2 separate regions of the Homo sapiens genome follow, and region 1 is linked to region 2. The links are chromatin loops, found by intact Hi-C in ENCODE. Cell type or tissue: ascending aorta. All regions are shown on one strand. Links, peaks and the distances in the headings refer to the core of each region. The heading gives the core; the rest is flanking DNA.

Region 1 (4,000 bases), core at 1-4,000, 55 kb before region 2:
ATCAACAAGAAGGAGGAGGCCGGCCTGCGGGGTGGGACAAGCAGGGGGACACCTAGGACCTCCCTGAGGTCCCCAGCTCAGGTTTCATTGTCCCTCTTGCCCCCATTCATCCAGAGCTTTCTCCACAGCCGTCAAAGTGAGGCTCAAAAACAAACAGAGTTGTCTTACTTTCCTCCTTAAATCCTTAGTAGCTCTCTACAACCATTGGGTTGAGTCCAGACTCTTTGACAGAGCCAACCAGACCAGGTAGGAATGGCCAGCCCTGGCCTGCATTCAGGACTCACCTCTAACAGAGCCATACGTTTGGGCACCTGCACACGCCAACAGCAGCCCCAATGAGACTGAGCTTCTTAGTTTCTTAAACACACTGAGCTGTCCCTGGCCTTCACTCCTGTTGTTGCCTATGTCTGATTCTACCCTCTGCCTCATTTCTCCTGGCTGCCCCCAACTTATTCTTCAGGTCTCTGCTTGCCACTTCCTCCTGAAAACCTCCCCTGACCTCCTCAATCAGTCAGGTGGGGCCCCACTTGTGTGATTCCAAGGTGTCCTGTACTTCCCCCGCCATACAGCATTCCAGTTGCCTGGACATCTCCCCTACTGAAAAGGGAGCACCAGGAGAACAGGGACCATATCTGTAATTAGCCACTGTATCCCCGGGTCTTGCACAGCGCGAGACATAGCAGGTGCTCAGTTAAGATGTGTTGAATGAACCAAAGAACTCTCTGTCCAGGTAAATGGAAAGCTATTTAAGGGCAGGGTAGATGTCTTCAATTTCTTTGCACATGCACTCCAGGAGGTAATAGCACAATAGCCTTTGGAATCAGGCCCTGGGAGATGCTCTGGGGGATAAAAGATGAGAAGAGATAACTCCTGCCTTTCAAGGAGCTTGTGGTTTAGCAGGAGAGAGATTTTTGGATAAATAACTACAATGCAAGGGAGGAAGTAATGACTGTGAGCCAGCTACAGATAAAGGACTCTGGGATTTGAGAGGTGGGAGAGAGATTATTTGTAAATGCAAGAAGGACTGGGTCTGGCAGCAAGAGGGTTAGGGAGAGAGTTCACCTGGGTAAACTGCCTGAGGTTTGGTGGGCAGGATGCCGGAGTGTGTGCTGTGAGGAATGGTAAGAACAGAACAGTGGGCTGAGGCCTCTGAGAGGAAACCGAAAGCCAACTAAGGCATTTGGATTTAGCAGATGGGAGCCATGGAAGGTTTTTGAGGGAGAGCAGTGACATGTTCTATCTGTGCTTGGAGGAGCTTCCTCAGGTGGGAGGGGGAGGCTGGATACAGCAGGGCTACGATGGGGAGCAGGTAGAATGATAAGATGGCTACTGCAGCGACCCAGCAAGGGGACACCAGAGTGAAATGAGGTGGTGAGATGCAAAAGGAGTGAACCCAGGGGGATAGAATTTAACAGGGCCTGGTCACCAGAGAAGGAAAGGTGTCTGGGAGACCAAGGACGGTGTCACCAACCTGAAGAGAGGCATGAGAGGATGAGAGGTTTGACAGGGGAAGTTGAGTCAGGCCTGAACGTTGACTTTGCAGTGCTCGTGGGCAGGTGGAGGTGGCCCTCAGGCAGTGGAGAATGTTGCTAGGGAGCGTGCAAGTGAGTAGTCGGACTTGGAGTGGTTTGACTGGGAGCTTTCACACAGACGTGCCTCAGTGGTGCGGGCCTGAGTGAGAGGGAGCGCCCCACGGCACAGAGCCTCTATCCCTCCACCCCTTTTCAGGCCCAGAAGCAGTGATTCATGCCCCAAACTTAAAGAGAATTCAAATTCGGACTTTAAAAGCCTTTTAGAACAGAAGAAACCAACCAGAGGGCCAGGCCAGACCACAAGCCAAACATCAGCTGTGGAATGTGCTTGCTGCTGATGGTGAAGCCAGCCAGGGGCAAAGGCACCAGCAGGCTTGCCAGCAGCCCCTACCATCGTCCTGAACATGTCCCGGTTGCCACTGGGAGTATCACCGCTCTTAACTCTCTTCTAAAAAAATTTTAATAAACACGTAATAATAATTGTACATATTTCTGGGCTACATAATGTCCTCTCTTTTCAGCGTAGATCTGTCTGCATTCTAGCCCATCTGAAACCCAGCCCCTCACCCCCACCCCCCACCCAGGCTGGCCCCACATCACCTTTGTGTGAAGGCTCTGATCTCCCATCTATCTTCCCCACTCTGCTCAGCCCAAAAGAGGAAGACCAGAAGGCAGGTTACACGAGGGGTCAGGGGACAGAAAAGCTCCCATGGCCTGTGGCCACAGCCCCCTCACTGGCCTCCTTGCATCCGCCCTTGTACCTTGAGGCTCTCCCACCCAGCAGCCAGAGGACTGCCACCAGAATGTAGGTCACATCATGTCATGTCCCTGCTCCGCTCCAAACCCTCCAGGGCTCCCCGCTTACTCTGAGTAAGAGGTCCCGTGTGATCTGGCTCTCCTGCATTTCTGACTTCCTCCTCTGTGCCTTCCCCACTGGCTCACTCCGCTCCACCCCTGGGGCCTCCGGGCTGTTCTTCAAACACATCAGGCACCTTGGACTTTGCACTTGCTGTTTCTTCTGCTTCGAATGCTCTTCCCCAAGAACCTCTCTCACTTCCTGCAGGCTGCTGTATCCAGCCTCCCCCTCCCACCTGAGGAAGCTCCTCCAAGCACAGATAGAACATGTCACTGCTCTCCCTCAAAAACCTTCCATGGCTCCCATCTGCTAAATCCAAATGCCTTAGTTGGCTTTCGGTTTCCTCTCAGAGGCCTCAGCCCACTGTTCTGTTCTTACCATTCCTCACAGCACACACTCCGGCATCCTGCCCACCAAACCTCAGGCAGTTTACTCCAACATGCTTCTCCCATTGAGGCCTTGCCTCGGGCTCCTACCTAAAATTCAACCCCCCTGCATGCATTCACATGCATAAACTCCCCTCCTATCCCCCTTCCCTGCTTTAGTCTCTCCGAGGCTTTTAATATTATCTCACATTATTACCTGTTTTATTTATTCATGTTGTATATTGCCTGCTCCGATGGAATGTAATCCTGAGAGCAAAGATTTTTGTCTGTTGAGTTTACTTACGCATCCCAGGGCCCAGAACAGTGCTTGGCCAGAGTACACAAGTGATAAATAGTTCAAGAATGAATCAATCAATCAGTTAAAATCTCCCCACCCGCCTGCCACAGTTGCTAGAAATCCCATTTACTAATCAATCACTCCTTTTAGATAAGCCAATCCTCCTCCTTACGACCCCAGGCTACTAGGTAGGTATACATTCAGTCCTGACTTTTCCCTGTCCACTTGTTATCAAAGGCTTTCTTTCCAGACAAGAAGAGGTTGGTGGCCATTGAGCATCGCTTACAAATGGGCAGAGCGAGGAAGGTTGCTGAAGGGAGGAAGGGCTCTGGAAGGGAGGGGAACCTTAGAAAGGAGTAAATTGGCTCACAGCAGGCAGTCCAGGTCAGCCCAGCTGGCCCCATGCTATTCATCACTATTTACTATGACTCTGAGATGACACAAGGAGACAGGGGAATGGCCTTGTTTTTACACAGTGAAAACCTAGTTATATAATGGGACTTCCTAGGAAACAAGGGGGCAGGGAGCATGCAGCAGAAATTTTAAATGCCTCATTTCCCACAAAAGGGTAGTGATTCAGACATCATCTATATGCCACAGAATGTGGCCATGTTGTTTAGCACCCAAGAAGGAGCTGGGAGTGCCCAGAAAAGATGGTGGGAGCTGAACATAGACCCCAGATTACAGTCCAATCCCTGGGAACCACCAAGCCAGAATCTGTCCTGGTGGCTTGGGAGATGACATGAAACCCATTGCACAGGTGGAGAGACTGAGTCTGAGCCTAACAAAGTCCATATTAGGAGCCTGTTCCACTGACATAAGGTTTCAACACTGGTCTCGACACTTAATGGCAACAGTAATACTAGCTAACATAGAAGTTAAGTAACTTAGCCAAGATCACCCGGATGATAAAGTCACAGCCTGGCATTTGAAGCCAGGCAGTCTGACT
Region 2 (10,584 bases), core at 2,687-6,686:
GTGCCCGGGAGGAACGTGTCCCTCAGGAAGACTTGGTCACGTGTCAGGTTAACCTTGAAAACTGGAGCAGCCCCAGAGAAGTAAGCTTAGAGCCCAGGGTTCTCTTACTGACCTTTTTCTTTCTTTCTCTCACTTTCTCTCTCTCTCTCAAGAATGGAGCAGCCTTGACCACACAATCACTTGCAGAATTAAGTAGCCAAAAATCACCTCGTCTAGACAAACAGATGTTATGGGTCCAATTAATTTCTGCCGGTCAAAAATAGGCGGGCTTAATAAGGGGATATATATAGAATCTGCCATCATCTGGCTCCCCAGGGGAGAAACCTCAGCTCTTATTTCATAGACGCTTAATTTCAAACAGAGTTCTATAACTCCCACTTCAGACCTGGCTTTCCTTCCTGACAGCGCCAAGGTGGACCGGGGCAGGGAGAGCAATGGACCACAAGAAGCCACTTAAGTGCCATGCAGCCCGAGCCTCCCGGCCACCTCCTCCCAACCATCTAACTCCGCTGGCATGTGGTGGCTTCTTCTTTGGGCCATGTCACCAGGCAGTGGGAAGCTGCTGGAAGAGCAAGGTCTAAAGAGCTCCAGAAAGTCCAACCTGTCCCTGTGCCCCAGATCCCACCATCATCTGTTCTCCATCCCTCGGGATCGAAAGCCTTTCGGGGCTCTTGTGGGCTGTGGTGTCCCCTCCCACACACAGTACCGCTGTCCCTGGGAAGGGTTACCGTTCTTAGCCACTGTTAGTATGTGGCCTGAGCAGAGAGCCAGACCGGCACCCAAGGCCTAGAGGGCCCCAGGTGTGCCAGAGTCACGTGCCACAGACCCAGTGGGCAGGTCAGAATCCTGGGACACTCTGGGCCCCCGTGATGGGGCTGCTCTCTGGTGGGTGAGAGATGAGGCGTAGAGGGCCCTGGAGAGCACTAAGGACAGGACCTGGGGACCCTCCAGTCTGAGGTAGAACTCTCCCCAGCATCAGTGGGGGTGAGTCCACAGCCGCACCTCCAGGGTCGCAGGCTTTTCCTCCAGGGCACGGCCACCGGGGCTTGGCCGGGCCAGGAAGGAGTGGCTGCTCACTTTTCCCTAGGTACATGTAAGTAAGTAAGCCAGGTGTGTTAGTTCCTTACGGCCGCCATAACAGATGATCACAACCTGCGTGGCTTAAAACAACAGAAACGCATTCCCTCAGAGTCCTGAAGGACACGAGCCTGAAAGGAAGCAGCACCAGGTCCGCACTCCCTCCGCAGGCTCTGGGGGAGAATCCTTCCTTGGTTCTTCCAGCTTCTGGTGGTCCCGGGCGCTCCTTGGCTTGGGGCAGCATCTCCTAACTCTGCCTCTGTCTTCTCGTGTCTCTCTTCTCCCCATGTCTCTCCTCTGTGTTTCCTCTTCAGGACACTTGCCATTGAATTTAGGGTCCACCCAGATAATCCAGGATGATCTCAACCCAAGAACCTTAACTTAGTTACATCTGCAAAGACACTTTTTCCAAAGAAGGTTGCAAAGGCATTGGCTCAAGGCAGGAGCCCCAGCTGCATGGCAGCTTCCGCCCACTGGCTGCCTTGTCCACCCTGACCCACTCTGGGGCACCAGCTTTAAGGCTTCCCTGTAAGATGAAGAATGAGGGCCCTTTCAGGTAATGACAGATGGTCAAGACTCTGTGGCTCCAGAAACATCATTCCTTTGTCAGAATGACTTCCATTACCACTCTCTCGTCATTTGACAAACTCATATTCATCCCTTAAGACCCAGCTCAAACATCGCCCCCTCCTCTACCAGGGATTTGCCTCCATCCCATTTGTTGCAGAGCCCATGTGGTCTTCATCTCTGTACCTAGGCAAGGGCCTAGAATGGGCCACAGGTCCCATGACTTTATGCTGAAAGCCCAGCATCCCTCCCTCAGGGAGACAGTGGTCCCAGCCTGAGGGTCTGCATGTGGTCACACCTCCAGGGTTCCCTCCCACCCTCCCCACCCAACTTCACCTCCACACTGCCCACCAGGCTCCATCCTCTGCCAGGAAAGAGTACCTCCCCCAATGTCTTTGCTCATCTTCTCTTCCTTCCCAGGCTGGTCGTGGGCGCCCCACTGGAAACCAATGGCTACCAGAAGACGGGAGACGTGTACAAGTGTCCAGTGATCCACGGGAACTGCACCAAACTCAACCTGGGTAACGTGGGCTGGTGGTCTCTTCACAATGAGGCCAGCGGTTGTCTAACACAAGGCAGGCTCTGATGCACGCCCATGTCCATGGTCACACTGACTCCTTCCTGCTACTCCATGAGATGACCCAGCTGATATCACTGCCCCCACTTTACACATGAGGAAGCTGAGGCCAGGGAGAGGAGGCAACTTTTCCACAGTCACACAGCTTGCCAGGGGCTCACCAGGAATCAACCCAGGCCCTAGCTGTCCCAGGCCATTCCTCTTTCTGACTCAGCCACTGCCCTTCAACTCAAAGTTTTCTCTCCCAGGAGAAAAAAAAAAAAAAAAGGACTTCCTGTCTTTTTCCTGATTTTGAAATAATAACAACAATAGCTAACATTCAGATATCTTCGATAATGTTCACCATGTGTGAGGCACATTTGGACTCATTTAATCCTCACAACACCCATATGGGATTTAACCATTTAACAGATAGGAAATGACAGCATACAGAGGTGAGGGGACCTGCCCGGGGTCACTCAGCTCACAAGGAGCAGGGCTTGGCGTCCAGTTCATGCAGGCTATGGCCTCCCTTTAACCACCATGCAGCACTGCCCTTCGGAAATGCAAGCTTTTCCTCGCCAAAGAGCTTTCAGGCATATTCTGGAACAGGGAGATGCTGTGAACAGCCCCCAGCCTCCGAAGCCCTCCTAAAATCTACTCGTGTGTGTTTGCATGCATGTGTGTATCTGCTTATGTGTGTGCAAATGTGTATCCACTAAGCACACACACCAGTCCACTAAAGTGCTCCCACTTGTCCTAAAGGTCAGACAGCAGCTGGGTCATTGCTTGCTCTGCTCTCAGAAGGGAGAAAAAGTTCCATTTTGGCTGACAAGCTGCAATTCTAGGCTTTGCCCTGGAGGACTGGACTTCCCTAGGGCCAGGACCCTGGGCCTCCCTCCTTCGAGGAGCGGGGTCTCCACCCCAGAGCAGTGGGGTGGGTCTCCCTGGGAGATGGGGGATGGGAAGGGCAGCAGGGTCTCACTGGGCGGGAATGGCAGAGGTTCAAGAGATAAGCTGATGGATGAAAAGGTCAGCATCCAAAAGAAAGCCCAAAGAACTCCCCAGGGCAGCCAGCTGTCTGTCACATGGTCCCGGAGGCTCCCGCTGTCCACATCTGCATCAGCACCATGGGTGGGAAGTTCAAAACCCAGCATAGCCGGGGCCCAAACTTCAGTGAGGAAATCGTCTAAGGGAAGAGGGTGCCTGGTTGGTGGCATATGGTTCCAGGTCATCAGCACCCTGAGAACACAGGCTTCTGAAACTGGCCAACCTGGAGTCCCCTTCCAGCTGTACAAATTCTTTGCTGTGTGTCCATGCGGAGTTCACATCCTCTCTCTGAGCCTCAGTTTACTCGTGTGTAAAGCAAGGAGGCTGGACTCGACAACCCTTAGGATCCATTCCAGGTCTAATCTGTTTCCGAACCTTTAATGCGCACCTAGAGTGTACCAAACACTGTACTATTTATTGGGGATATGGTGGGGAACAAGAGGCCAAGGAAGGGGACAGTAATCGGGTAGGCAAATTAAGAAGCAGGATAGTTTTAGGCAGGGATCAATGCTGTGCAATAAACCAGGTGCTGTAATAAGAGTGGCTAGGGGGTGATGGAAGTGGAGAGGGATTTCTACCATAGAAGGTGATCAGGGAAGGCTTCTCTGAGCAGGTAGTTTTTGAGAAGGTTACAGGTGGGGGCGGAGCACTCCAGACAAAGGAGGAGCAAGTGCAAACGCCCTAAGGTAGGAACAAGTCTGCCCTGTTGGAGAAGATAAAGAAAGGCCATGTGGTTGGGACAGAGGCAATGAGGTTGGGGTGTGGTGGAAGAGTGGGCAGTCTTCTCAGGGCTTCAGCCACCAAGAGAAGCTCCTGGTCCAGGCAGGGACGTGGATTCGTGAACCAATCTTTTTTTTTCTCTGTTGCAATGTGGACCCCATTTCTCTCCAGAGGGAGGAGGAGACATAAAGCCATGAGACCCTGGAAAGCATTTCTGAGCTGGGGCACAAGCCTAGGAGGCAGTGGGTAGCAAAGTGAGTTGGGATGGAGGAAAATTACTCTTCATTTGAGGTGTGGTTCTCTCTCTCCCACTGAGAAGAAAATGCATGGCAGAAAGAACATCTGTCAGTTTTGCCCCACAGTGGAAAATGCAAGGCTGGGAAACCTGAGTCCTGGGTTTTCCTACGGCCGTTCCAGGCACTGGGCAGCACGATGCCAGGAATGTTCTTTCCTTTTTCTCCAGGGAAGGCTAAGTGGGTGTCAGCCATTCACACCTCTGTGGGAAAGACTCTACCACTGGCACTGTCCTTCCAACACCTGGATAAAGTCAGGGTTTTCAATGAGGGGCAGGGGCTGGGGGAGGTGATGTGATTCTCAAAGCCAGGGCCTGTGTAGGGAGATATCTGGGCCCGGGACCCTCACCCAGACCTGCTGAGGAAGGCGTGAGTCTCTCCCGCTCACAGAGGGGTTGGGCAAAGACTTGAACCTGAGTCTGTCTAACTCCAACACAGGGATTTTTCCTCCCCTGCCCCTCTGTCTCAGCCAGCTGCACAGTTTCACTACAAACATCAGTCCCAGGGGAGAGGGAGGAAGGAGAGGGGCAGGGTGGTGAGGTCTGCGTTCCTTAAATAAACGGAGGGCAGAATTCTAGCCAGAAGGGGGCGAGGGTTACCCAGCCCAGTGGAGCATGGAGCCGCCCCTCTAGTTCCCACTGCCACCGTGATGCCATCAGATGGGAGAAAACACAGAACTCGGGATGAAACGTCACACGGTCTGGGCTAAAGATCTTGCTCTTTAATTTCCCAGCAGGTAACCTTGTGGCAGTCACTAACCCTCTCTACACCTCAATGTTCTCATCTGTAAAATGGAAATGATGACCCCTGGGTCTCCCAGGACCGTGAGGGGTCCTGAAAGGGCAGGTGTGCGCGGTGCTTTGTAGATGATAAGGCATCTCAGAAACACCGGGGCTTTACTGTTATTTTCTCTCCAGCTTGTTTGGGCAGACAAAAGAGAAATCGAGCCCAGTCATTCTTAGCACAGCCAAGAAGGGCAGATTTCAAAAGGAGCCTTGCTTCAAACTGAGGAAAACCAAAAAGGAAAAAACAACAAACACAGCTGCCCCTACCCTCCAGTCCACAAAACAGTCTGTGTCTGACAAGCTGGGCTCTGCCAGCGGCCCACCCCCAGACTCCTGCACCAGCTGGCCTTCCTGACCTGTGTGCCCTGGGAGCCAGGCCGACTCTTCACACTTCCAGTCACCGACACAGTGCAATGCAACCCATTCTTGCTCAAGGCCTCCTTAGAAATTATTCCTCCCATTGCTCGAACCTGGGAGTTGGAGATTGCAGTGAGCCACGATGGTGCCACTCCACTCTAGCCTGGGTGACACAGTGAGACCCTGCCTCAAAAAAAAGAAAAGAAAAGGGAGGGGAGGGAAGGGAAAATTAAAAAAAAAGAAAAGAGAAAAGAAAAGAAATTACTCCTTCCCCAGGCAGGGAAGCCACCCAGAGCTGTCCACACTGCATATTAGGGCTTGCACACTCTAGCTCCCCAGCCTCTCCCACTCCCTCTTCCTGTACACGTGCACACACACACACACACACACACACACCCCAACACACTTCTGGGGAATTCAGACTCACTTCCTTTCCTTCGGTGGCCTCCAGGATGATCTGGTAAAACCTTAAGCGATGCAATTTTTTTATGATTCTAATCTGCCGCAGAGCTGACCCTCTCCCTATTCCCAGCAGGCTGATAACCCAGCTCCTAAGCACCTCTCTTGGCAGCCTCCTTCAGAATGGCATTCCTGGGCAAGGCCTGGCAGCTCTGGAAGGCTCTCGTTGAGTTGGCTCTGTTACCCATGAGAGGAAACTCTCAGCTGTCACATGTTGATTGTTCAGATGAGCAGAGAAGTGGGCACAGAAAGAGTTGGGCACAGGACTGGTTAAGTGTGGATGGGGGTCAACTTGGAAGAAAGCGTAGCGGGGATACTGCACAAAGGAAGCCAGCCCAGGTGGGATGCCATGGCATGCTTGGGGGCACACGGGGAAGTGGGGCTCCAGTCGGATGGCTGGAGGAGGAAAAGCTGTGGGCTAGGAGATAGAAGGCTCGGTGAGTGCTCACTGTGTGACCTTGGGCAGGTTGTTTGGCCTCTCTGAGACTCGGTTTTCTCATCTCACAGGCAGTTGTGAGGATGTCCTGAGAGTACGTCTGGGGAAGGCCTTTGTAAACCCTGAGAGCCAGAGGTCCCCAGGGTCAGGGAGAATCGGGGAGGCACCTCGGGTGACCAGACCAGCAGCAGGCTCTGGGCAGAGGGCGGGCAGGAGGGGGCTGCAAGCTGAACTTCTCCCCCAACCCCAGGAAGGGTCACCCTGTCCAACGTGTCCGAGCGGAAAGACAACATGCGCCTCGGCCTTAGTCTCGCCACCAACCCCAAGGACAACAGCTTCCTGGTAAGAGCCACCTGCCACTGCTTGGGGTCAGGAGAGGCAGGGGTGGGGGTGGGGAGGGGTGGAGCGTCTCCTTACACACCCTCATGTCCATCCTGTACACCCACTCTCCCCCACTCCAACCACCAAGCTGCCTGGCCCTGTGCATTCCAGGAAGCAGCTCCCCCGCCAGCTCCCTGCTTATGCCATTCCGGGTGGCAGGGCCCTGGGTGTTTTGGCAGGGACAGTCCAGGCAGAAGAAACAATTGAGCCCTTTTGTGTGCATATCCCGAAGGAGGGAGGAACAGCCAGAAAGGGGACAAGAATAAATGTAGATAGCCAACAAGTCTGGTGGGGGACTGTCCCTTTCCTTGGGGAGCTAGTTGTCTGGGCTGGAGGTCAAATCTCTGCTCTAGGCTTGAAAAAAGAAGCAGGCTGCACCACACACCCAAAGAAGACTTGGAAGGGATGCCATAAATGAGTAAACACAGACTACCACAGCCGAGGGAAGGGCTACAGAGTGACAAGCCGTCTCAACTATCCAGGATTAGATGAAGAAGGCTGGAGGAGGTTTCTGTTTTGTTTTTAAAGAAGAGACAGGCCTTCGCAAGGAAGAAAAGGGCATGTCTGGGTTGAGGTGGTAGAAACATTCATTCATTTAAACAATGATGTTTCTGAGCACTTACCATAGTATGTGCTAAGCCCAGTGCTGGGCACCGGGATTCAGCAATGAATAGAGACCCTGTCCTGCTGGAGCTTACACTGTGGTGGAAAGAGAGGCGACAAGCAAACGAGTAATGTCTAATAGGACTTTGGGGGACAGACAGCAGCAGGCTCTGCTTACAGGTCTCTGTTCTGTGCCCAGGTGAGCACATATGGACTCTGCACATGGTAGTGAGTGTGGGCGGCACAATGGATTGGCACTGCCTGCTCCTTGCCACCACCTTGGAGTGAGCTGCGTTGAGTATGGGCGATGCTTGGGGTTCAAACAGGATCCTTCTGAGACTGATGGTTCCTAGAAACAGTTGCAGGAGAGGACTTCAGAGAAAATTTACCCCAGAAAGCCCAGTACAAATTACTGCCCATTTTTAGATGGGGTGCTTGTGTCAGTCTTTGTTCTGGTCTATTTCTGCTGACAAATGAGACATCTGGGGCATGAATCACAAGACAAATTAGATAAGACAAATAAGACATAAAGATAAGACGATGACTGGGATGCAAGGGGACTTGAGTGCATAGTGGCCCTGCCAGGGAAAGTCATGAGGTGCCTTGATGTATATTCAGCCCACAGCCCTTTATTAGCCATAACCAGAGGCAAAGCAGGACCCCTGGCCCTATCCACACACATATCCGTCAGGGGCTTTGTCTCTACTCCCTTTTCCCTCTCAGGCTCCTTATCACATTTCTTCTTCACAAGGTGGTATGAAGGTCTGAGAGGAATGGTGTGATATATTCTCTGGGGCCTCTGTGAGTAGGTTAATCCTTGGTTTATAGATAGTCACCTGTTCATTGATTCACTCATCTGTCCATTCCCCTCTCAACAATTCATTCCTCCATTCATCTATCCAACCACCCATGCATTCATCTACCCATCTGTCTATACATCGATCCACCATCAATCTCCCATGTAATCATCCATCTTTCCATTTATTCCTTCCTGCATCCATCCATCAACCTCCATCATCTATCATTCATCCACCCATCAATTCATCATCCATCCATCCATCAACCATCCATCATCCATCTGTCATTCATCCACTTATTCATCCATCATCCATTCATCCATCATCCATTCATCCATCATCCATCCACCCATTCATCCATCAACCATCTATCATCCATCCATTATCATTCATCCACCCATTCATACATGGATCATCTATCCATCCATCATCCATCCACTAATTCATCCATCATCTATCCAGCCATCATTCATTCACCCATTCATTCATCATCCATTCATCCATCATCTGTCCACTATCCATCATCCATCCATTATCCATTCATCTATCTGTCCATCCATTCACATCTATCCATCATCCTTCCATCCATCTTCCATCCATTTATCCATCCATCCATTCATCATCCATCTATACATCATTCATCCATCCATCTATACATCATTCATCCATCCATCTACCACCCACTTATCCATCCATCTATCATCTGTCTATCCATCCACTTATCCATCCATCCATCTATCCATTCTTTATTCCCCTCTGTCCCCTGCCACTTCCAAACATTATGTACAGCAGCTTCAACAAAGTACACAGATAAAACATAACCTTTAAGATCTGAGCTTAAAAAGAAAGTAATTAAAGAAAGGGATCGGAAGTAGAATAATTACTCCCCTAAACCAAAGGAAATTACAGCACAAAATTTAGCTCTGGGTTTCCTGATAGCAGGATAACAATGGAAGCATGGAGCTGAGCTTTCATTTTTAATGACAATGACTCTGAGAAGAACCCTTCACTCAGTCCTTCAATGGGGACTGACATCAGTGTTTTTGGTAGAACATTTCACAGAAAGAATACAGACATTCTTATCTTCCCCTGCCCCAGTATGAGCCATGGCATGTTTTTGGGACCCAGTCCTAGAAGTTTGCCCAGTAAGGCCCTTCAGGCGACCTCTCAGACAGAGGAGTTATTCTAGTGACCCTTGAAGTGTTCACACCCGTGGGTGAAAAGGCTTCCCCAGATCCCGTATGGTGGGTGGGTGAGTGGGGTGGGCAGGTAGGGTGAAGAAGTATCATATTCCTAAATGATGAGATGGAGAACAGGGCCTTGAAAAAACAATGAAAGAGACTCCAAGATCAGTTTTTCTCCATTAGACCTGAAACCAAAGGAACTAGTACACATTGCAGCAAGAGAGAGTTCAGTTAGACCCAAAGAAGATCCCTCACCCCCTCACCCCTCAGATAGAAGTCTGTCTTGGGTCGTGGAGGATGGGAGTGGGCCTCAGGCCATTGGACCTCGATCCTCTCTGAGGTCCCCTCACTGACTGGGGATCTGCACTGCCCTCCCCAGGCCTGCAGCCCCCTCTGGTCTCATGAGTGTGGGAGCTCCTACTACACCACAGGGATGTGTTCAAGAGTCAACTCCAACTTCAGGTTCTCCAAGACCGTGGCCCCAGCTCTCCAAAGTAAGTGGCTTCAAATCTGCAACCTCAAGCTGAGCAGTGGACAGTCCAGAGAGACTTGGGCCCTGAGCACAACAACCTGTGGCTAGAAAGCAGTATTTGGACTCTAGCACTGTCCTGCCCCAGCTCTCCGGATGACCTGGAATGTATCACTCCACTCTCTGGGCCTCTGTGGGAGTCATAATCCTGGCCTCCCTCTCCCAAGTGTGATGGTGGAGAGCAAATGAGCTAAGGTTTCAAAGACAATCCCAGCCTCAAGGGAGGCTCACTGCAGAAACCCTGGGTATATAGGAGGTTACCTGGCAAGCACATGCAGCAGACAAGCTGTGCACTGCACAATTCTGGGGGAATTGTTCACTTAGACATATGAATGGCGCCCCCTGATGTTGTGCAATGCAGTAGCCTTGTAGATGAAGGAACAGGGAGAACAGAAATCTCCTTGGTAGTAGTTCCACCAAATCAGTGCTCCTGGACAGCAGGGAGTTCTGTCCAGCTCGTCCAGAGCCTCATGGAACGTAAAACCTCTTGCTCATTGCCCACCTGCGAAGAAAACCTGGGGAATTACTGCTCAGACCCTGCCTCCCACAAGCCCAGACTTCTTGGCTCTGAGCCTCACTATTTCCTCTGCACTAAATACCATCACCCAAGCAGCTGCTGCCCGTTTTATGGAGGGTTCGGGAATTGGCACCTCTGGCTTGCCTGCAGCCGCCCTCCAGACAACAAGGCCGAGTCAGATGGGGCTGGGGAAGGGAGGAGGAGGAAGCATCAGTCCAGCAGGGGCAGAAAGGTCGTCTTTCTGGGGGATAATGAGACATGGATTCTATTCAC

What was found. Peaks named below come from ENCODE experiments on the same cell type or tissue, not always from the same donor. Only the 100,000 strongest peaks of a DNase experiment are listed, where the experiment ranks them.
Region 1: a loop joins it to region 2, with 2.1 times the contacts of the local background. A loop is called at or near these places in 4 of 110 quality-filtered maps.

What each region holds. Positions count from the first base shown.
Region 1 is chr15:68,419,816-68,423,815 of GRCh38, reverse strand. All of the region lies in intron 1 of ITGA11 (integrin subunit alpha 11), which reads left to right. Among named protein-coding and RNA genes, the nearest start is that of ITGA11, 10 kb to the left of the region's middle. In ascending aorta, for the core only: no CTCF peak of the experiment used is centred there; DNase peaks (open chromatin) are centred at 1,785 and 2,395; H3K27ac peaks cover 3,442 bases.
Region 2 is chr15:68,360,765-68,371,348 of GRCh38, reverse strand. It overlaps ITGA11 (integrin subunit alpha 11), which reads left to right. Exons shown (of 30, transcript NM_001004439.2): 3 at 2,065-2,165; 4 at 6,551-6,642; 5 at 9,645-9,759. Among named protein-coding and RNA genes, the nearest start is that of ITGA11, 66 kb to the left of the region's middle. RefSeq lists enhancers at 913-1,414, 5,361-6,560. In ascending aorta, for the core only: a CTCF peak has its summit at 4,838 (motif pointing right); DNase peaks (open chromatin) are centred at 4,414, 4,848, 5,388 and 5,991; H3K27ac peaks cover 4,000 bases.